2 separate regions of the Mus musculus genome follow, and region 2 is linked to region 1. A link is a loop called in an ENCODE intact Hi-C map of the cell type or tissue named here. Cell type or tissue: heart. All regions are shown on one strand. Each heading gives the region's core, and the rest is flanking DNA. Links, peaks and the distances in the headings are about the cores only.

Region 1 (10,934 bases), core at 1,137-9,136:
AGGGATTTTAGGACTCTGTCTTCTATGTTGTTTTTTTCTGGGTAGCATGTTTCTCAGTATGGAGGTCCATTTTTTTTTTTTTTTTTGTCACTCAAAGACTGATTTTGTCATTTGTCATACATACATAGTATATATGCACTTATAATTCAAGGATAATCATTAATTCCTAGAGCATGTATGATATGAAACTACATAGAAGAAAAGAGAGGCCAGTTTACTACACAAGTAGCATAGAGCCACTATGTGGCTTCCATAAGTCTACAAGTCATCCTGCAATGTTGAAAATGGAGCGATTGATTCTTCAGTGCCAGGTCTGATTCCCAGAACAGACTTTGAAGTTCCCATTCTGGCAGGGACTCAGTTGAGTTCCCTGCGGCAGACCTTTGTTCCTGTGGTCTCAGTCTCAGGGGAAAAGAGAAGCCGTGTCTCTCTCATAGGTCAGTTTTATAATGAGATTGATGGCCATTATAAGTTGCTTGTTGTTTCCTCGCTGATGTAAACGTTTTGCTTGTTTTTGTTTAGTGAGTTTTACCTATCTCTCCTGAGTATGATGCATTCCATGTGCAAAACACAGGAATGGTGATAACATGTTTGCTTAGTGGAGCAGGGGCTAGATTTGAACTTTGTTTGATTACAAAGTTTATATTTATTATCAAGCTACTGTTTTGGCAGTTTTAGGTATTTGATAAAATTTGGACTCTGTAATTTTCCTCTCTTTTATTACTGGAGATTAGAATTCTGAACTCTGGGACATTGTCAGTTCACCCTTACTATTTAAGTTAATAATTGCCTGGTGGTATTAGTATACTGGTTCTGTTTAGAATAAAAGATAACATTTTTCTTCTTCCGATGAGCATATACAGCTTAATATCGACATATCAAGCAAATATAATTTTCTTAATAATTCAGATTTCAGATCATATAACACCTCTTCTGATTTGTCCAACTGAATTCAGGCTCCTTGTGTTACAAGCCTCCCATGTCTTTCCTTCATAATATTTTGATTTTCGTTCTTAAATTTGACATGCTCAGTGGTACCCCTATTTTATCCAGTGATTTCTTTTGGCAGAATTTAAATGGAACCCCAAGAATTCTGTCACCCTGACAAACAGCACAGACTCTTTGCTTATTGCAGGCCACAGCAAGAAACATGGACAGATGCATCTGAGCTGCCTGGAAGCAGGGACACCACCAGGAGCTGTGCTTCCAGGAGAAAAGGTCATAGTCTTGAAGGCCATAAAAAGAGATACACAATTGCTCAATATCGCATGAATCTTGTTAATATTGTTAATATTAATGAAATATAAAATGAGCACTTATACCTCAAACATGTTTGCAGCCTGCTAATGTTAAGAAACAAAGTACAGCTATTAGAACACACTAGAAGACTGGCTGTGGAGGCAAACCTGTGTCCAAGGCCTTCTATGCACACAGTGCTTAATTGGTATCTAAATTCACTTCAGTATTTAAAATCTGTCTTTCAGTACAAATTAAGTCCACTTTGAAGTTCTTGTTTCTAGAATGTTTATTGTGTTTTGTGGTGAACACTTTCTGTGTGCATCATTCATGATCAGTTTTTCTCATGAGACTGAAAGGTTAATGACAGTAAGGACCGCATCTGCTTTGTTGAAATCGTGTACATGATGCCTGCCTAACAACAGGGCTTGGCCTGCTGTCGTTCTACAAGCTGGCTCCTGAGTTGAACGAGTGAGCTCAGCAATGATTTCACAATGAACCGTTTTCAGTGAGAGACCAGGTTTGGCCTCTGAAGGAAGAGTGAGCATACCTTTCAAAAAGTCTCTTCCTTATTGCTGAAGACATTCCACACTTGGTAGAACTTAGAGAAACCATGCTGGAGCTGGGCTTGAAGTTTCCTCCTTGCTGGTTAGCTTTCAGTGTTGGAAGGGCCGCACATGCTTCTCGGGGAGAAAGGTCACAAATAGTCCTCCTCAGCTCTGGACCCTGGCTGTTACACTGCTGCCTTCCTGGGCCCATAGCATTAGTGGTATGTAAAGTAAACCTGGAGGAAGTCATTGGTGGTGGCAACTGTGTTTCCTTCTGGGGAAGCTCCTACTATTTTGTAAAGTTGACATGTCACACCTGGCAGATGCCTTTGAAATAACTATCTTTATGATTAGAGATTCCTCATCACCAGAGAGCTCTGTAGTCCATGGCGCTGATTGCCTTCCATCCTTTATTGAATGTGTGAGCCCGTTTTCCATTGGTATGATAACTAGATGGCAAGTTTTTAAATGACGAAAGGTGAGTGGACATGGTAGTGCATGTGAGTAATCCAAGTTCTCGGGAGGATGAGAAAGGACGATTGGGCCTTTGAGGGTAGCTTGTGGTACATGGTAGTAGCCTAGGTGCGGGGAGGACTGGGAGGAAGGCTAATTTTGGAAGTTGGCGGGCCCATTCCTTTAGCCCCTGTGATGATTGTACATAGAGAAGAAACCTTTTATGATAAAAATTTAGAGAACGAAAGGAAGAGCCAGGCATCTTCCTGCCAGTTCAAGGCCATGCTCTTATTGACCTGAGACCCTTCACTGTGTCTCAGCTCTTGAATGTTCCCCTACCTCCCAATAGTGTCATGGGCTGGGGATCAAGGCTCTAACACATGTCCTTTTGGGAGACACTTTCCTAAACAGTCACATGGTCTACTTAGATGACTAGATTCATATTGCTTCTGATAGTGAATTATTGCCTCCTGGCCTCTGTTATTTCAGACTCCTTTCATCCCAGGAGCCTTGGGAATTTCCTGACTTGTATCTGGCTTATTCTTGACAAATATGAAGTTTCTCACTGAGGCCAGTGCCCTCCCCCTCTGTCTTTGTGGCCTCTAAATCATGACATATTTTACTGTCCCAGTGAAAGAGCTATCTGCCTTGAAGTCACCAAAGGAATTTAGTCATATGGTAGGCTTCAGTTCTTCTTACAGACTGTCACACTGCGTAATGCTCAGAGGCCCTTGACTTCTTCCTTGGTCCTGTCAAAGCAGCTCTGTCATTGCTTGTGGGCTAGTGTTTTTATCTCAGACTGTAAGGAGCTGGCTTGGCAGGATGCAAGTGATGTTAGATCTTATGGCACTAAGTTCCCAGTTATAGATGGGGGGGTGTTCCCATGTCAACCTCTCCCTTACATTCTGCTCTCCTGGCCTAGTGTGCTCTTCGCTGATCTCATTTGTTTTTCTAGGCCGCACAGGTATCTATAAGCCAAGTCTGTATTTTCCTTTGCAAATTATTTTCCTAGTCAAGGAAAGACTTGACCTTTGGCCTTATTTAGTGGCCTAGAAACTATGAAGGGAGGTAGAGGCATTCCCCAAAGAGAGTAAGCTTGTTCGAAGAGTCATTTACCTTAGAATGGCTCCTCATGGTCTCTAGGCCAGGAGAGACTGAAACCCTATAATAAGGGTAGAGAAACATTATATCTTTTATTGGCATATTTTGTTTGCACAAAATAATGTTTTTCATTATTATTTGTGATGTTTTCAGGCATGTAAGCAAGTTTTTAAACCATCTGCTCCTCCCCTCATTACCATCTCTTGTCCCTCTGCCTCCTGGAGATGCCTCCTGACTCCCTAAATAGTCTCCTTTCATGTCCTTTAAAAGGTTTACTTTTGCTATTTGAAATTATATCTATATATCTCTCTGGGTGGGCATGTGCCTGTGAGCACAGGAAGTCACAGAGGCCAGAGGCAGCTGATTCCCTGAAGCTGGAGTTCTAGGCATTGTAAGCCACCTTTTGTGGGTGCCAGGAACTGAACTTGGATCTCTGAAATAGCTGAGCCATCTCTCCAGCCCTATCTTGTTTTAAAAATATTTTTTAAAAAAATCATCTGCATATGAGAGAAAACTTGACACTTGTCTTTCTGTTCCAGGCTTACTTTCCTTAGTATGATGACATATAGCTTATCCAATTTTATTCAAGTGGCACAATTTCATTCTTATGGTTGACAGGAACTTTACTGGGTATGTGCACATATTTCATTCACTCATCCATCCATTGATAGATATATAGGTTGACTCTGTAGCTGGGTTGTCACTAGTGCATATGGTGATTTGAATGATAATGGCCTACATAGCCTCATATATTTTATGCTAAGTTACCAGCTGGTAGAAACTGTTTAAGAAGGACCAGGAGGTGTGGCCTTGTTGGAGGAGGTGTGCCACTGTAGGCTTTGCAATTTCAAACGCCCATGCTAGCCCAGTGTCTCTCTCCTTGCCTGCTGCCTGTAGATCAGGATGAAAGCTGATACTCCTGTGCCATGTCTGTCTGCCTCCTGCCATGCTGATTATGGGCTAACCTAAAACTAAAAGCAAGCCCCCAATGAGATGACTTCTTTCATAGGAGTTGCCTTAACCATGGTGTGTCTTCACAGCAGTAGAAGAGTCACTGGGACAGTGCAGCAGTAAACAAAGGCCTTAGGAGTCCCTGAAGCTAGACAGGTTCAGGAAAATCTGGAGTTCAAGTTCTCAAGATAGTCTCATTGTAGTCTTAAGGTCCACCTCATCTTCATTAGGGCTCTGAGTCTAGTCTTAGAGATTTATTGGGATTACAGATTAAAACTCTGCAATTATCTAATAAAAAAAGAAAAAGTAAATATAGATTTATAATTAAAAAAACAACTCTGCAATTTGGATAATCTCATGGACAAAGTCTAGGCTTGATTTTCAATCCAAATCTTCTTTTAATGATGGGACTAAAGAGGAATTTAAGGTCACCGTGCTTCGTCGCCATCCTAGTTCACCACAAGGGAGACTCTTACAGGAATGTGCTACAAGAGCGTGCTGGGGGAGAACTGTCCCCTGAATTAACACTTATGCACCAGCAACTTGCTGCTGGACAGACTAGGCACAAACGTGTAATCAATGTTTTCGTTGGCCACGAGTGTGACAGCATACAAGCTTAGCTCAGGAGGTCCCCGCCACATGTGCTGACCAGAACTGCTGTCTTCATAAAGCTCATCTCTGGGAGAATCTGCTTCCAAGTTCATTCTCACGCCACTGACAGGTCTCTAGGTCAACTCCAGCCTCACAGGGTCTCTCCTCAGGGATGCTACCCAAGATGATGCATCACAGAACAGGGTCACCACTCACTCCACACGCAAACTGGTTCTTCTACTTGGCAGAACCCACTGTATGCACTGAGGGTCAACTATTCCCTCTGAGTTTTTCCTCGTCTCATAGGCCGGAAGATTTTCCCCTCTGTTTTGCTCCCTGCTTATCTCTCTCTTTAATAATGCTTTTATACTGAATTTTAATTACTTGCCTATCTTAGATGTTGGGCTGTCCCAGTCTCACAGGACATAGACTAAAAAATTGTTAGTGTTGTGATTAGTTAACTGACTATCAGAACTCACGGAAAAAAACAGAGAAAAGCTAGTGGGCTGCTTTAGGGTCATGTAAGCCATCCTGGTGGTGGGTCATCTGGCCTTAGAAGGAAGCTGGAGAGGAATATTGGGAGCAGTAAATGTGTTTTGAAGTCATACTGTCGGTTAATGACAAATGCTGCCACCAGGGGGAATGCTAACACTAACTTGCAACATTTAATAGAAAATTGAGACTCTGAAGGTGAAAATATTAAACCATCACACCCTTGGAGGAACCTCACCAAGATGGGAAGTCAGAGTTTTTCAGAAAGGTGTCACTAAGACTCGATTCTTCTTTCTGTGACTTCCCCCTCTTATTAAGGCTTTGAATGGAGGGACTTAGAGTTAATTGAATTGTCAGCCAAGGGGCCTCCAACAAACCCCAGGTTGTATGCCAAAAGATACAATGTTGCTTTCTGCAAACTGACAGACCGGGTTGTTGTGGATGATACCCACGCAGCTCACTGGAGACCATCAAGCTGGTGCCTAAATCGAGCCCTCACTCCTGCATTCTCATGTCTTTGGTGCAAGAAAGGACTTGGCAGGCTACTGAAAGAGAAATGTGTACACCAACCCAGTCACAAACCCTTTGAGCTACAGTCTGCCTCCCTGCAGAATATGCTAGGGCATTGGTGGCATAGAACTGTGAGAGTAACCAACCAATGTCTGATTTGACCTAAGGCCCAGTCTGTGAGAGGGAACTCATTCCAGATGTAGGTAACCAAGAGCCAGAGGTGAAATAGCTCAGAAACTTAGGGCAAAACCAAACACGATAGGAAAAAAAAAAAAAAAAAAAAAAAAAAAAGAAAAAAGAAAAGAAAAGAAAGAAAAAAGGGAAGAAACAAACAAGAAAATAATCCCAAATGAGGCTTTCTTCAACAGCAGATCAGAACAGATGCAGAGACGCAGAGACCTACAACCAGACATATGAGAGAGAGAGAGAGAAAGAGAGAGAGAGAGAGAGAGAGAGAGAGAGAAGGAGAGAGAGAGAGAGAGAGAGACAGAGACAGAGACAGAGACAGAGACAGAGACAGAGACAGAGAAAGAATATTAAATCCTTCAGCTCAGAGCTCAAGGAAGCCCAAGCCCATGAAAGAGAAGGCAGAAAGGTGGTTTCTGTCCAAAGGAAAGATAGAGACAAAAATGAAACCCTGACACTATTGCAGATGCCAAGAAGCACTTGCTGAAAGGAGCCTGATATAGCTGTCTCCTGAGAGGCCCTGCCAGAGCCTGACAAATACAGAGGTGGATGCTTGCAGCCAACCATTGGACTGAACACAGGGACCCCAATGAAAGGGGGTAGGGGTAGGACGAAAGGAACTGAAGGGGATTGCAATCCCATAGGAAGAACACTATCAACTAACTGGACCCTCCAGAGCTCCCAGGGACTAAACCACCAACCAAAGGGTATACATGAAGAGACCCATGGCTCCAGATACATATGTAGCAGAGGATGGGAGGGGAGGGAGGCTTGGTTCCCCAGTGTAGGAGGATGCTAGAGGGGTGAAGTGGGAGTGGGTGGGTGGGAGAAGGAGCACCCTCATAGAGGCAAAGGGGAGGGAGGTGAGGGGTATAGAATGGGGGGTTTGTGGAGGGGTAACTGGGAAGGGGGAATATCATTTGAAATGTAAGTGAATAACATGATTAACAATAAAAAAGAAGATTGTAAGAGCCAGAGGGGATGGAGGACACCAGGAGAACAAGAGTCTGAATCAGCTAAGCAGAGTACATATGAGTTTACAGAGACTGAAGCAGCAAGCAAAGGGACTACATAGGTCTGCACCAGGTCTTCAGTGTATGTATTATGTCTATTAGGTTAGTATGTGTGCGTGCATGCGTGTGTGTGTGTGTGTGTGTGTGTGTGTGTGTGTGTGTGTGTGTGTGTGTATGTTTGGATATTTTCTTTATTTACATTTCAAGTGTTATACCCTTTCCTGGTTCCCCTTCTCCCAGAAACCCCTTATCCCTTCCCCCTCCCACTGCTTCTTCTATGAGGGTGTTCCTCCACCCACTCCCACCTTCCCACCCTCAATTCCCCTACACTGGGGCATTGAGCCTTCATAGGACCAAGGACCTCTCTTCCCATTGATGCCTGACAAGGCCATCCTCTGCTATATATGCGGTTGGAGTCATGGGTCCCTCCATGTGTACTCTTTGGTTGGTGGTTTAGTCCCTGGGAACTCTTGGGGGTCTGGTTGGTTGATATTGTTGTTCTTCCTGTAGGGTTGCAAACCCCTTCAGCTTCTTCAGTCCATTGAGGACTCTAACTCATCCATTGAGGACCCTGTGCTCAGATGTGAGCATCTGCCTCTGTATTTGTAAGGCTCTGGCATGGCCTCTCAGGAGACAGGCTCCTTTCAGCAAGCATTTCTTAGCATCCACAATAGAGTATGTGAGATGGATCCCCAGGTGGGGCAGTCTCTGGATGGCCTTTCCTTCAGTCTCTGCTCTTTGTCTCCGTATATCCTCCCTTGAATATTTTGTTCCCCCTTCTAAGAAGGATCAAAACACCCACACTTTGGTTGTCCTTCTTCTTGAGCTTCATGTGGTTTATGAATTGTATCTTGGGTATTTGGAACTTTTGGACTAGTATTCACTTATCAGTGAGTACATACCATCTGTCTACTTTTGTGATTGGGTTACCTCTGATATTTTCTATGTCCATCCATTTGCCTAAGAATTTCAGGAAGTCATTGTTTTTAATAGCTGAATAGTACTCCATTGTGTAGATGTACCACATTTTCTGTATCCATTCCTCTGTTGAAGGACATCTGGGTTCTTTCCAGCTTCTGACTATTATAAATAAGGCCGCTATGAACATAGTGGAGCATGTATCCTTGTTATATGTTGGAGCATCTTTTAGGTATATGCCCAGTAGTGGTATTGCTGGATCCTCAGGTAATGCTATGTCCAGTTTTCTGAGGAATCATCAAACTGATTTCCAGAGTGGTTATAGCAGCTTGCAATTCCACCAACAATGGAGGAGAGTCCCTTTTTCTCCACATCCTCGCCAGCATCTGCTGTCACCTGAGTTTTGATCTTAGCTGTTATGACTGGTGTGAGGTAAAATCTCAGGGTTGTTTTGATTTGCATTTCCCTGATGATTAAGAATGTTAAACAATTCTTTAGGTGTTTCTCAGCCATTCAATGTTTCTCAGTTGAGAATTCTTTGTTTAGCTCTGTATCCCATTTTTAAATAGGGTTATTTAGTTTTCTGGAGTCTAACTTCTTGAGGTCTTTGTATATATGTTGGATATTAGCTCTCTATCAGAGGTAGGATTGGTAAAGATCTCTTCCCAATCTGTTGGTTGCTGTTTTGTTCTACTGACAGTGTCCTTTGCCTTACAGAAGCTTTGCAATTTTATGAGGTTCCATTTGTCTATCTTAGGGCATAAGTCATTGGTGTTCTGTTCAGGAAAATTTCCCTGTGCCCATGTGTCGAGGGTTTTCACCAGTTTCTATAAGTTTCAGTGTATCTAGTTTTATATGGAGGTCCTTGATCCACTTAGACTTGAGCTTTGTACAAGGAGATAAGAATGGGTTGATTTGCATTTTTCTACATGCTGACCACCAGTTGAACCAGCACCATTTGTTTAAAATGCTGTCTTTTTTCCACTGGATGGTTCTAACGACTTTGTCAAATATCAAGTGACCATATGTGTGTGGGTTCATTTCTGGGTCTTCAATTTTATTCCATTGATCTGCCTGTCTGTCTCTGTACTAATACCATACAGTTTTTTTTGTTTTTTAAAATATCATCATTGCTCTGTATACAGCTTGTGGCGAGCGATGGTTATTCCCCCAGAGGTTCTTTTATTGTTGAGAATAATTTTTGCTATCCTAGGTTTTTTTGTTATTCCAAATGAATTTGCAAGTTGATCTTTCTAACTCTATGAAGAACTGATTTGGAATTTTGATGGGAATTGCATTCAATCTGTAGATTGCTTTTGGCAAGATGTCCATTTTTACTATATTAATCCTGCTAATCCATGAGCGTGGGAGATCTTTCCATCTTCTGAGGTCTTCCTCGATTTCTTTCTCCAGAGACTTGAAGTTCTTGTCATACAGATCTTTCACTTGCTTGGTTAGAGTCATACCAAGGTATGTAATATTATTTGAGACTATTGTGAAGGGTGTCATTTCTCTAAGTTCTTTCTCAGCCTGTTTATCCTTTGAGTATAAGAAGGCTACTGATTTGTTTGAGTTAATTTTATATTTAGCCACTTTGCTGATAGAAAATGTTTATCACGTTTAAGGGTTCTCTGGTGGAATTTTTGGGGTCACTTAATTATATGATCATATCATCTGCAAATAGTGATATTTTGACTTCTTCCTTTTCAATTTCTATCTCTTTGACCTCCTTTTATTTAGGTTAGCATTTTTAATGGACTCCTGACTGTGAGAGCGAGCGGGTCCTAACTATTGTGCCTGTTCTTGGGTCTCTTTCCCCTCCTTTTGGATTGCTGTGACCAATTTCAATATGATAGCTTTTTTCCCTTCATCATATTGTATTTTATTTTCTCTTTTTGTTATCTCTTAGCAGGCTGTTGTTTTCAAAGAGAGACACAAAGGGAGCTGATCCAGAGGAGAGAGGATCTGGGGAGGGTGTGGGAGGAGTAAAAGGAGGGGAAACTACAATCCGGGTAGATCCTATGAGAAAAGAGTGTCTTTGATCAAATGAAAAGTAACATTGCCAGTAGCCCGCAGCACACCAATCCACAAAGGATTCCTTGTGAGTACGCAGGAGCTGATGGCTCTCATTTCCAAGTTATTAGGGAAGAACACAGTGCCACAGCCGGGCACTTGCCTGCTCACTGTATTTCAGTAGAGGGCCTCTATATTTCATATGTACTTCGTAATGATTTGAGTGATAGCTAGTGATATATCCATTCTTTCAGATAAAAAGTAGAAGAGGCTCAAACTTTGCATGATTTAGGCACATTCTATTTGGAGGCTGCATACCTGCTACAGTGTGAGTCTGGGGTTAGATAAGCCAGGAAAGAGCTCATAAACCACCCCGTGTCGTCGTTACCCACAGAAGCACTGCACCCAGAAACCGCAAAGATGTGGCTTGCTTGGTGGTTGGGACAGGATCATTAAATGTGGCTGAGGTGGTGGGAGTCAGAGGCAGGCCACAGGTTTATATGACCTTACTTTGGGAGTTAACTTTCAGCCAGCAAGGATGGCGAGTAGCTATATACTGACATAGAGATCCATTGCTGGTATAATATTTTTGATCAGGTATTAATTGGAAGAAGACAGGGAAGCTGCTTCTGGGTTAAATTAGAAGTTTTCAATGGGCTCCAGCCTGAGTAGGTGCAAAAAAAGGTATAAAGAAGCAGAGTGGGGTAGGGTAGCTCATACCTGTAGCCTCAGTGCTTGGAAAGTTATGACAGAATTGTAGGCTGAGGCCAGCCTGGGCTACATCGTGAAAGTCTGTCCCCGAAAGGGGAAATAGTTGTAAAGAGATATACAGAGTAGTTTGAAGAATTAGGTTCTATTAACATCTGTCTGGGAAATTCTTGACTCATGATAAAGTTCCACCGAGTTCACACTGTTCTGAGAG
Region 2 (10,934 bases), core at 983-8,982, 100 kb after region 1:
CACTGGCTTATAGAATCAATGAAGTATTTTAGTAAGAAAGAAGCAATAAAAAGGCACATAGTTAAAACAATAAAATAATGAGATTAAGTTGAATTTCAAGCTGTTATAATTCTTATTCAAAGATGTATATTCCTGGTGTTTTCTAATGCAGTCCTAGGAGTTGTTACTTACGTACAGTTTATGTCAATATAGCTCTAGCTTCCCTACATGTCAATAAAGCATACAGCATATGCTTATACAGTCTAAGTTTGTCCTTGCTTTACCTAGCTTTCCGTTACTATAATAAAAGCCATGTGACGAGTTTGTTTAGAGAGAAAAGAGGTCTATTTTTGCCGTGATCTGCATGAGAAAGGCCTACCCCACCGGCTCTTCTCCTCACCCTCCTATCTGCTGAGCCATATGTATCACATCAAAGAGGGGGCAGATATGTATTTGCTGTCTGAATGTCACCTTCTCCTTACAATGTTATCAGGATTCAAGCATGGAAATTCTACCCTGATGGCCTCAGATCTCACTTCTAGCTGTTGTAGTCAAGTTCCATTTCTCACCCAGGCTGCCATTACCAGGAAACCTTAGGGACTGAACCGGCTCATCTCTGGAGGCTTGGCTGTATTCAAACCACTGCACTGCTGGGTCCCATTTTTTGCTTCAACCAAACCATTATGTGATCAGTCTCAATATTTTTTATAGTTTCTCTGCTTCTTTTCTCTGTCCAACTGGAGGATGCTTCCCTCTCTCTCTCTCCAAGTCTGCCACCCTCTGTTCACTTCCCCAATGGTTCAGGGGCAGGTTTTGTTCTGTGTTTACAGCTCACCCAACCCTGCGCGCACACGCGGTCTCTGATGGAAACACTGTCCTCTGGGTTAAATTGGAGTTTAGAGACCCAAAAGTCAAAACCAAATGGCACCATGTTCTTCCTCCTTTTCTTTCTCTTCCTCTTCTTCTTTCTCTTCCTCTTCCTCTCTGTGTTAGGTTTGAATCCCTCCTTCGAGAACTTGCATGGTGACCGCGTCTAGCAGTTAATTTGACTTAGATGCTTTGAGCATCAGTGAAATATGTCAAGTCATGTCACTTCCTACTTCCATGTCACAATGCAACTGAAGCATTCCCATGGGGGTGGGGTTGACGGGGCTCAGTGTGCCCAGAAGTGTCTGAAGGAGCTGATTGACTTTTGCCAATTTATTCATAGCACAACCTGCAAAGAGCTCTTTCTGTCACGTTTTGAAACTGATTAAAAAATAACAATCCTGGGCCTTACAGATACAGAGACTGGGGTTCCGAGTAAAGGCGTGTTCCCATGTGACGACCCACAAATCTGGACTATATCTTCCAAAGTCTTATTCCTACTTTTATCCAAAGGTGCCCTTTAAATGGTACATGAAAGGTACAGAATAGGTAGTGCTAACAGCCCATGCTCACCAGTCTTTCCTATGTGCCTGTTTGCTTCAGCGAGGAGAATAGTTTGATCCTCGTGCCAATGCCCTGGATTATGGCTATTCTTTGCAGAGAAATAAATGGATGTGAAGATGTTAGCTGAAAATGCAGTGATGCTTGCTGTAGCTGATAGACAGGAGTGAGGGAGCCCTGATGTCATCACCTCCCCTGTGTGTGCGCACGCACACACACACACACACACACACACACACACACCACCACCACCACCACACTGCCTACTGCCTTATTCCCTTTCCTTCTGTCTTCTCAGACAAGATTTGAGGCCTTTGATATTCCTTTATGCCATTCATTTTTCTACCTTACCCAGAATTCCCTGTTAGTGTTTATGTAAGGAGAGTTGGACAAGACAACTGAGGACAACTCACAGTTTATCTGCTCTTGCCCACCCTGTTGTGCCTTTGGATCTTGTCAGGGCCCCTAGGCACTCTGACTTGAATTGTCCTTGTTATGAAATTAATTTCTAACAAAACAAGTAAAGGAGCTGGAGAAGCCGTGGGGTCTTTGGAGCAGCAAAACCCATTTCTGAGCTTTGAGGATATACATGTGAATAGTTTGCTCACAAGCATGTCTGTACATAAAGTCAAAGTGCAATGTATGCTTTTAGTGCAAATCTCATGAGTTACCATTGGCTGTAGCATACAAGCATCCCCTCAGCATGGGGAATCTGCTACATATGGAAGCTCTGGGAAAACCCTGCATGGTACTGTAATGTGGGTAATCTCACATTTTATACATATGCAGAATTTCACACATAGCTTATGGTATTTAACTTGTGCAGCTATGGCATTTCTAATATTTGACCCGATGTGCATTGATGGCTCTGTAAGAAATTTCAGAGAATCCATTCAATGTCATTAGAGACTAAACACTCACAGAAAACCATTTGTCAATGTGCACTTTCAAGACTTCAAAGAATAGTCCTAATAGATGTTAACTTCCTCATATAAAGACAACTTCACAATTAGTTACTCTTAAAAACAAAACATATGTTAATCCAATCACATTTGGCTTGGAATAAAACCTCAGTAAATTATTTTACAGATTTACATGCTGCATAATTTTTTAACTGTCTCTGCCACAAGTCAGCGTAGGCATAATGTTTTTGTGCATTGTGTAAAGATTATCCTTGTGTTAGTTAAATGCTAATTTCTCTGCTCTGATATCTTGTTTTAATATGGACATTGGATTATAATGCTTATGTCTAGAATCTCCTGTCTGAAATGTGTGTAAACAGTTCTTACCATCTATTCTCTGCCTTGTCAATAAATGCTGATCACCCAATGACTAGGCAGAAGAGAGAATAGGACAGAAACTTCTGACAGCCAGGGGAGGGAGAGAGGGAGGGAGATTCAGATCAGCTATGAGGAGGAGAGGATCTGAAAAGACATCATGGGAAAAAATCAGAAGCTCAAAGAGCCAGATCAATAATCATATGCAAGAATCATGATATCACGACTGGGAGGTAATTAGCTTAGGGGGTTAATATAAATCAATATTGCCCAGAAATTGAGGCACAGTATGAGGTAAATCTTAGTTTCTCTGTGTGGTTATTGGGGACTAGCAAAGGTAAAGAAATCCATCTGCTGAATTAATCCACTATTTACATTTATATTAAATATGATTCCTTTTGCCAGTCAGCACATCTTTATCATCCCTAACTTGAACACAGCGAGCCGTTCTGCAACTCTGTATTTCTCCGTATGATCTGCTTACACTCTGGATAATCAACTTCTGCTGGAGCTGGCATGGGATTTCTGCCCTCTCTGCATTCCTGGAGGTTGCACAAAGGAAAGACAACCCAGTCTGCAGCGTGCGTGCTCTGGAGCCCCTAAAGCACGGCAGTGCTCATCCGTAAGTGTCACGTCTCCTTGCAAAGCGTGCTCACTTAGTAGCTGAGACCTTGGCATTGCTTACAGCAGCCAGTTTTAGGTCACATATTGCTTACATTAGGTTAAATATTTGCCAGCATAAAAATCCTTATCTCCTTCCTCGTGGATTTCACGTTCTCCCCTCAGGTCAGTCAGTTCAGAGCTGTTTTCTTCTGTTTGCATTACATGCCAACTTTCAATCCACACCATATGTGTCAAAGACAGCTGGGTGGATCAGACAGACTGGGTTCCTAACTAGCTGTGCGAACAGAGATTTCTTATTTAACTTCTATTTGCTTTAGTTTCTTTACCTGTAAGATGGAGGATGGATAAATGAACCACTTCAAGGAACTGTCTGTCCTGCAAGGGTTTGAATCTCATTGCTATAGAAACAAAGCTTTCACTTCAAAGGGAAGACAAATGTTTATTCGAGAGCCAGATCTGAGAGAGCCAGGCCCAGTATCACAAGGCTAGGTTAGCCCGGGTTGCAGGTTCCTGCATGGAAATAGTTCCATGAGGTTTTATAGTAGCAGGATAAATCAAGTCACAGATCTATCAAGGCAACTTGAAAGCTCATTGGTGTGCAATGCAGAGATGCAGGTCACAGCCAGCTAGACAGGTCTCGGGGGTCCTTTGACAGCATTCTTAACCTCCCACTGATGGGGCATAGGGCTTCACCAGCACATTCCAAAGTTTTTTCTCTGTTGATGTTAGGGCTGACACACAGTGACAAGGAATGGCTATCTGGCTGGCTAAAGATCCCTGTAATACACTTTAAATTGGGCCTTGAACTGGCAGCGTTCTAACGCCTCTACCCTCACTGAGTCAGCCCTGGCACATACAGCTTCTTTTCAGGAACGTTCTCTCGCCATCTGGAATGGTCTGTGATGGCACATGGTGCTTGCTGAGTCGCTGCTTGGATAACTACTGGAAGGTGGAAGGTGGTAAAAACATTATCAGGCAGGGTCTAGCTGCTGGGGCCGTGTGTGCCCTCCTGGGGTAGTGGGGGATCCCAGGTACAGCCTATTCTTTCATTCTGAGTGATGTTTCATTCTGAGTGATGACGTGCCCAAGCAATGGAGCCTGTCAATTTTGGTGTAAACCATCCAAAGCCACGGGCTGAAAGCAACCTTTGCTCTTTCTCAGTTGTCTAGGGGATTTGTTACAGTGGTGGTGGTGGTGGTGCGGCATTAACTCAGTGAATAAATGTGATCTACAGAGTATGGCACCATCTCAGAGGACCCCCACCACCACCACCAATAAATTTTAGCTGCAGGCAGTATCTTTAAAATGAAGCTGGGGACAGAGAGATGGCTTTACCGGTCAGGTACTTGCTGTGGTGCAAGGACTGGGACCTGGGCTTGTTCCCTCAAACATGGTCGCTTGTCCTTGTAATCCCAGTGTGAGAGAGACAGTGGCTAGTCAGCCAAACTTACTTGATGAGTTCTAGGCCAGTGAGAGATCCTACCTCAAAAACCAAGGTGTAGTCGCCTGCAGCCACACGAACTGGTTTCCTGAGTGGGAGGCCTGAGATGTAACGGAGGGAACCATGAGAGAAGTAAAGAGACCAAGACAAATTTCTGATCATGGCCCAATGTTTACTCGCAGTCTGTGCTTGTAAAGGGGGAAAGCCCATCCCCTCCCCACCCCCAACCAGGCTTCTTGATGCTTTGTTGCTAAGTTGTTAGCACCAGTCTGTCAGAGCTGTTAGCATTAGGTCGCCAATTCCACAGGCTGTCAGCTGTCTCAGGAATATCTCAGGAAGACAAGTTCAGCGTCTCAGCAGAGAAGAGCAGCAGTAGGTGACAGAACAATAGAACCATGTCGGAAGGCTCCACCCTAGGTGATCTCATTCACAGTAGTAGCAAGGTCTGAATCAGCCTGCTCAAGGCTGGGGGAGGCTACACCAAGGTGGGCTACTCCAGAAGGACTGCTGTAGGAGAGACTGAAAGTGGTAGAATTAGTGCTAGACAGAATTTACTAATACTTTTGCTTAAGCCATTAATTCTCACAACGTTAAATTTAGCTAAGAGAACCCTGGCTCCGAAATGCCCCGGAAATAGGTAGTGTGCTAGCCAGGCCTGTTAGAGAGAAGCAAAACTTATGACAGCAGGAAGCTAGTGTCTGCTCACCAATATTTACCTCCAGTTAGGCTCCATTCCCAGAAGGAAAGGAGATAGCCCTGCATTCCAACCTGCTATTAGGCCTGTCCCTACAGAACAGAGCGTACTTCCAAGGGCAGCTCAAGGGGTCAGCGCAGGGTTATAGCAACCATTAAGTCCTGTTCTGCCACTAAGAGTCCTATGCTCTTATCAGGGAAAGTATAATTCTGCCAGGTGGGCAGGATGTGCCCCTGTAACAACTTATTGAAAAGAACACAGCTGCTGTCCTTAAGAAACAAGTCTGGCAGTTTCTCTGCTGTGTCAATCTCCCATCTGCCCAAGTAGCCAGACTTGCAGTCTCCTGTCTCTGTGTAAATGGTTCAAAGTGTAACCTGGGGCCAGGGCATAAAAGAGATTTAAGGATGACAGTGTTTGTGAAATGCATACGCCTAAGGTATATAAATTAGTAATATCTTCTCCTCATGGCTGGCTCCTCTTTGAGCATTAGCCAGAGATGGATGTATGCTATATGAAAGAGCTTTTTTCCTTTATTAATCTCTAAGGGTGCAAGGTGATTTCTCCCTGTGAAGGCACATTAATTCTAGAACCAAATGACATTTGCGGTTGTCCTCTGGCCTAGACACTCACCCACCCACACAAGCATGCGCAAACACATGCTTGCCCCAGGTGAAGCTGGTGGCTTTGGAGAAAAGGTGCTTTGATACACACATTTATGAATGCTGGCCTGTCTGGAAAGTGCCCTGTCAGGTTTGAGTGCTTTGGGAACAGGGAGGGAAGGGCTGATCTGAATGAAGGATCCAGGGGAGGTAGAACTGCAAGATTTGTGCATTTTTGGGTGGGTTCTACTTTTGGAAAAATCCAAGCAGCGGTACATTTTGGTTTGTTTTCTTGGGCTGGCCAGAGTTATTACAGACACTTTTAAAGTTGATTTTTGTTTGTGTGTTTGTGTGTGTGAGTGTGTGTGTGTGTTGTGCATGCTTGTGTGAAAAAAATACCTTCCCAGATGTTGGCATTTGGGGGCTCAAGAGAGCAATTGAAAATCCAAATATAAAACGACCTGAGAAAATGACAGAGTCTAGAACTATCCTGGTGACTCCAAAAAAGTTCATTTGTATTAATCTTATAAAACTAAAATCCAAAAACCTATTTGACTAATACAATATCATGTTTTCTCATAAGGCCTGTGAGAAAATGTTCAATATGTACCTACATATATAACATAAGACGTGCACGCATCTGCTTTTGATAATCTTGGGTTCCTAAATGATTCAGTGAGAAGAGCAGTTTTATGATTCAGAGGGATGTGATACACAGACAAAATATTTTTGACAATTTCCCCTGAGATTTTAGACATCTGGGGGAGGGTGTTAATATTATTTTGACAATTATTTGGCCAGAAGATGAAAATAACAACAAAAGAAAACACTCCTCACCCCACCCCCAAAAAGCAATTACAGTGTCTCAAAGCTATTTCACAGTGTTGACATGTGGAGCTTTTATTTTGTTCCTCTGCACTTTCTTTATGAGGCGTTAAGTGATGGCCTCAGGAATGCCATTGTAGAGGTGACACAAAACAGCTGCATGTAGGAAGTCCCTTCAGTCTCTTCACTCTTCTCCATGGGGTGCGGACACTCTGTTCATCTCTCTGTACCTTTCTCCATAGGACACGAAGCTACATGGGAATAAATGGGAGTTTTTATTTGCTGTTCCGACTTTCACAAGAATTGGATGATCCGATGAATCATTCGAACCTGGTCATGCATGGTTGGGGAAGCATCAGAGTCACCCTACCAGAGTTCAAGACATAGGTTGTTCTGTCTGAAGAGTCCCTGGCCGTTCTGGACAGGAAGTTAGAATTCCTTGTTCTTCCGGTTACGCTGTTCAAGGATCACTCTTACTTTATAAAAAAACAAAACAAAACAAAAACAAACAAACAGCTGAAGTGAATAGCCTTGTGCTTTATTCTGTTTCCGTAGATACTTTTATTTCTATAGAGTTATTCCCCGAGCGTAACCTTGCTGGGGAAGTAAGTGGACATGCATGCTTTTATAGTTTAGTAACTATTGCTAAGCGGTTGCTAGAACCTGTGCTGAGTCACATGTCTGTGGGAACAAGGGCCAGCAAACGACTGGTGATGTGGCCCTTCTCATTGCCAGGGCTCAGCACACCGTTTTCTATGCTCCTGAGACACGGACTTCCCTTCACAAGGAGCTTCAGTTCTATTTAGGGTTTGGTTTTTTTTTTTTTTTTTTGTCCTAGATGAACAAACATGTAGGTATTAGAGATAGATTCACCAATCAGATGTTACAAATATTGTCCTTTGCACAATGCGGTCTTCCTTTCCCCTCTGTTCGTCCCTGTCTCCCCACCCCACACCCACCCTATCTCCTTTTCTGTCTCTTCTCTTTTTAAGATAGGACCTTGCGATATAGCCCGGCTTTGCCCCAAATTCAGATTCTCTTGTCCGTACCTTCTGAGTCCTGGAATTGCAGGTTTATGCTACATCATCTGGTTGGTTTTATTTGTTTATAGCAAAATTTGCATGTCTTTCAGAGTTTGACTAGTGGTGTGATACAAGGAGAAGTGTGTAAGATTATTGAAGTTAATCTCCCACTTTGAGTTAAGTCACAAATTGTCAAAGAATCAAAGCAATACGTTCTCAGACCACGGACAGTTTCTTGTCGTTTGCACTCCTATGTCTGTTACTCCTATAACTGTGTTTCGCCACTCATGAAGCTACTGGTGTTCCAACCACACAACTCACTTCTGTGAAAACAGCCAACTGAGAACTAACCAGTAGTTTCTAGGTTGGAATACATGTACATATAAATACAGTTGTTTAACCTATTTCAACCATTCTCCCCATAGGAAAAACAGTATTACATCGTCTTCCCATGAAAGACACTCAATGTAAGGCACTCAAGCTGCTGTTGACCATAGTCTGTAATCGTCTGTGAGAATTTGATGGTAAAGATACCTCACACATCCTCTTGTCAAGAGTGGGCTATGGAAATTGATAGGTCAATCCTCTGCTGGTGAACTGAGCCAATTCAAGCCAGATTAGATTACATTAAAGGCAGGTTTATTGGGAAGCTGCTCTTGGGTTGGCGAGTTCACTGGGACCCCAGAATCAAAGCCTGGGAAGTTGTTGTGGGGAAAAGCGATGAGGGGAGGGAGAGAGAAAGGGCACATGCACAGAGAGAAGAGAAGAAGAGGAGGAGGAGAAGGAGGAAGAGAATGAAGAAGAGAGGAAGAGGTAGAAGAGGAGAGAGAAGAAGAGAGGGAGGGAGAGGGAAAGAGGGAGGGAGGGATGGAGGGAGGGAGGGAGAGAGAGAGCACAAAAATGCCTGGATTATATAGGGAAGGTTGGGGGCAGGGTATGCCAGGTAGGGACTGAGGGATGCTGGGAGAACCTGGAGGGCAGGTCTGCGTTGCTATATAAAATATGCACCTCGGCCCCTTGTCCCTGGAGTTGAAAACCAAACATGGTTGTGTCTTGCTCAAATTCGTATGTTGATTCCTAATTTGAGATTAAGATCTTGGGAGGAACTCTAGTCCTCCTGAGTAGAACTGGTTGATCTCTTTTCTGTCAACATTTAGGCCAGGCCTTAGTGAACACTGGCTGTGGTGGCACCTTGAACCTGTGTCCAGAATGGTGAGAAATAGATGTCTTCCTTTAATACACACAGCATATGCTGTTCTTGTTATAGCAACCCAGGCTAAGACAGAGTGGAAGTCAGAATTCTGAGATGACTTCCAGGATTCCAATTCCCTGTACGGGTGCCCCTGTGGCATCTCACACTTAAGTGGGGTTGGGGTCTTAGGCTATGTTTTGGGCCAAATGCTGCTAAGATTCCCACAGCCATGACCATATTACATGATATAAGACTGTGTCCCTGCAGGCAGGATGGACAGCGGAACCACGAGATGGCCGTGTAGGAGTTATGCAACGGAGCAAGCAGGTTGAGGTATGTTCCATGGTTAACAGCCAGCGAGAGAATTGGAGCTTCTGAGCAACATAGACATAGTGAACAAATTCTGCTTTGGATAAGTCTACACCCACAGTTTCTGTTATTAACTGAACTGGCAAGTGTCAGTGCGCTGCAGGAGATCCTGAGCTCTAGGAGGCAATCCAGGCCACTCAGGGTACACCTCGAGACCATAAAGAAACCAGTTCTACCATGCCCAGATTCTTGACCTAAAAAAGGCAATGAACAGGCGTGCTCTGTAACCTTTAACTGGATGACGCACTTTTCACTTGGAGACAGAAAACTAATGTGCACTTGAAGAAAATATTTCATATGATTAACCTCTTGTAGCTGTCTTTGGTTTTCAATCTTTACAAATTTCACTTTTCTGTGAAAGCATGGATGTTTAGAAAGCATCACTTTCAATTTGTAAGAAAAATCTTCAGGGAGGAGAGAGTGAAGTTTTTCAGTGACACAAAGGAGACAGGGATGTAGAGGTGTAGACGGCACGTGGGATTAGGCTCTTGACTTGTGGGAAGGCACAGAAGAATCTGACTGCACATTGCTACTTACTAACTCAAAACAGAAAAGATTATGCACATCTAATATTCAGACAGTTCTATATCCCACATAAATGTAAAATTATTTCTTTTCTTTTCTTTTTTTTTTTTTTTTTTTCGAGACAGGGTTTCTCTGTATAGCCCCTGCTGTCCTGGAACTCACTCTGTAGACCAGGCTGGCCTCGAACTCAGAAATCCACCTGCCTCTGCCTCCCGAGTGCTGGGATTAAAGGCGGGCGCCACTACTGCCCGGCTCAAATTATTTATTTCTATTTTGAATATTCATGTAAAGGAGGTTTCTTCATAATTGAAGGATATAACTTTATTACTTTATTTTTTAAGACAGATTTATTTATTTATTTATTTCAGTACACATCTCTTTGATTTTTTTTTTCAATAATTTTTTTTTATATAGTTTATATTGGGATCACAGGCCTTCCTCCTCTTGTCCCAATACCACTCTTACAAATTCTTCTTCTATTATCTTCTCCCTTTCTCTTCAGAGTAGGGGAACCTAACTTTGCATACAATCCCAACCTGGAGGAACATCAGGACTAGGCACATCTTCTCCTACTGATGCCCCATCAGGCAGTCCAGGTAAGAGAGGAGTATCCAAAGGCAGAAAACAGAGTCCAAGACAGGCCCTGCTCCAATTGTTAGGGGTACCACATGAAGACCAAGATGCACTTCTGCTACAAATGTGTAGGGGGGCTAAGCCCAGCCACCGAGTACTCTTTGGTTGGTCTCTATGAGCCCTCATGGGCACTGGTTAGTTGACTTCATAGGTCTTCTTGTAGTGTTCCTGATCCTTGCAACTTGTTCAGTTCAATTCTACAAGATTCTCAAAGCTCCACCTGATGTTTGGCTGTGGATCTCTTGCTTCTATTTCCATACACTGTTGAATGAAGGCTCTCAGGAGACAGTTAAGCTAGGTTTCTGTCTGCAAGCATAGCAGAGTAT

What was found. Peaks named below come from ENCODE experiments on the same cell type or tissue, not always from the same donor. Only the 100,000 strongest peaks of a DNase experiment are listed, where the experiment ranks them.
Region 2: a loop joins it to region 1, with 2.2 times the contacts of the local background. A loop is called at or near these places in 2 of 42 quality-filtered maps.

The regions. Positions count from the first base shown.
Region 1 is chr3:138,400,076-138,411,009 of GRCm38, reverse strand. No RefSeq gene overlaps it. Among named protein-coding and RNA genes, the nearest start is that of Adh4, 10 kb to the left of the region's middle. In heart, for the core only: a CTCF peak has its summit at 5,511 (motif pointing right); no DNase peak of the experiment used is centred there.
Region 2 is chr3:138,298,914-138,309,847 of GRCm38, reverse strand. It overlaps Gm16559 (a long non-coding RNA gene), which reads left to right and starts at 2,817. Exons shown (of 3, transcript XR_376125.3): 1 at 2,817-2,917; 2 at 3,090-3,306; 3 at 7,110-7,355. In heart, for the core only: no CTCF peak of the experiment used is centred there; DNase peaks (open chromatin) are centred at 5,137 and 5,547; H3K27ac peaks cover 1,283 bases.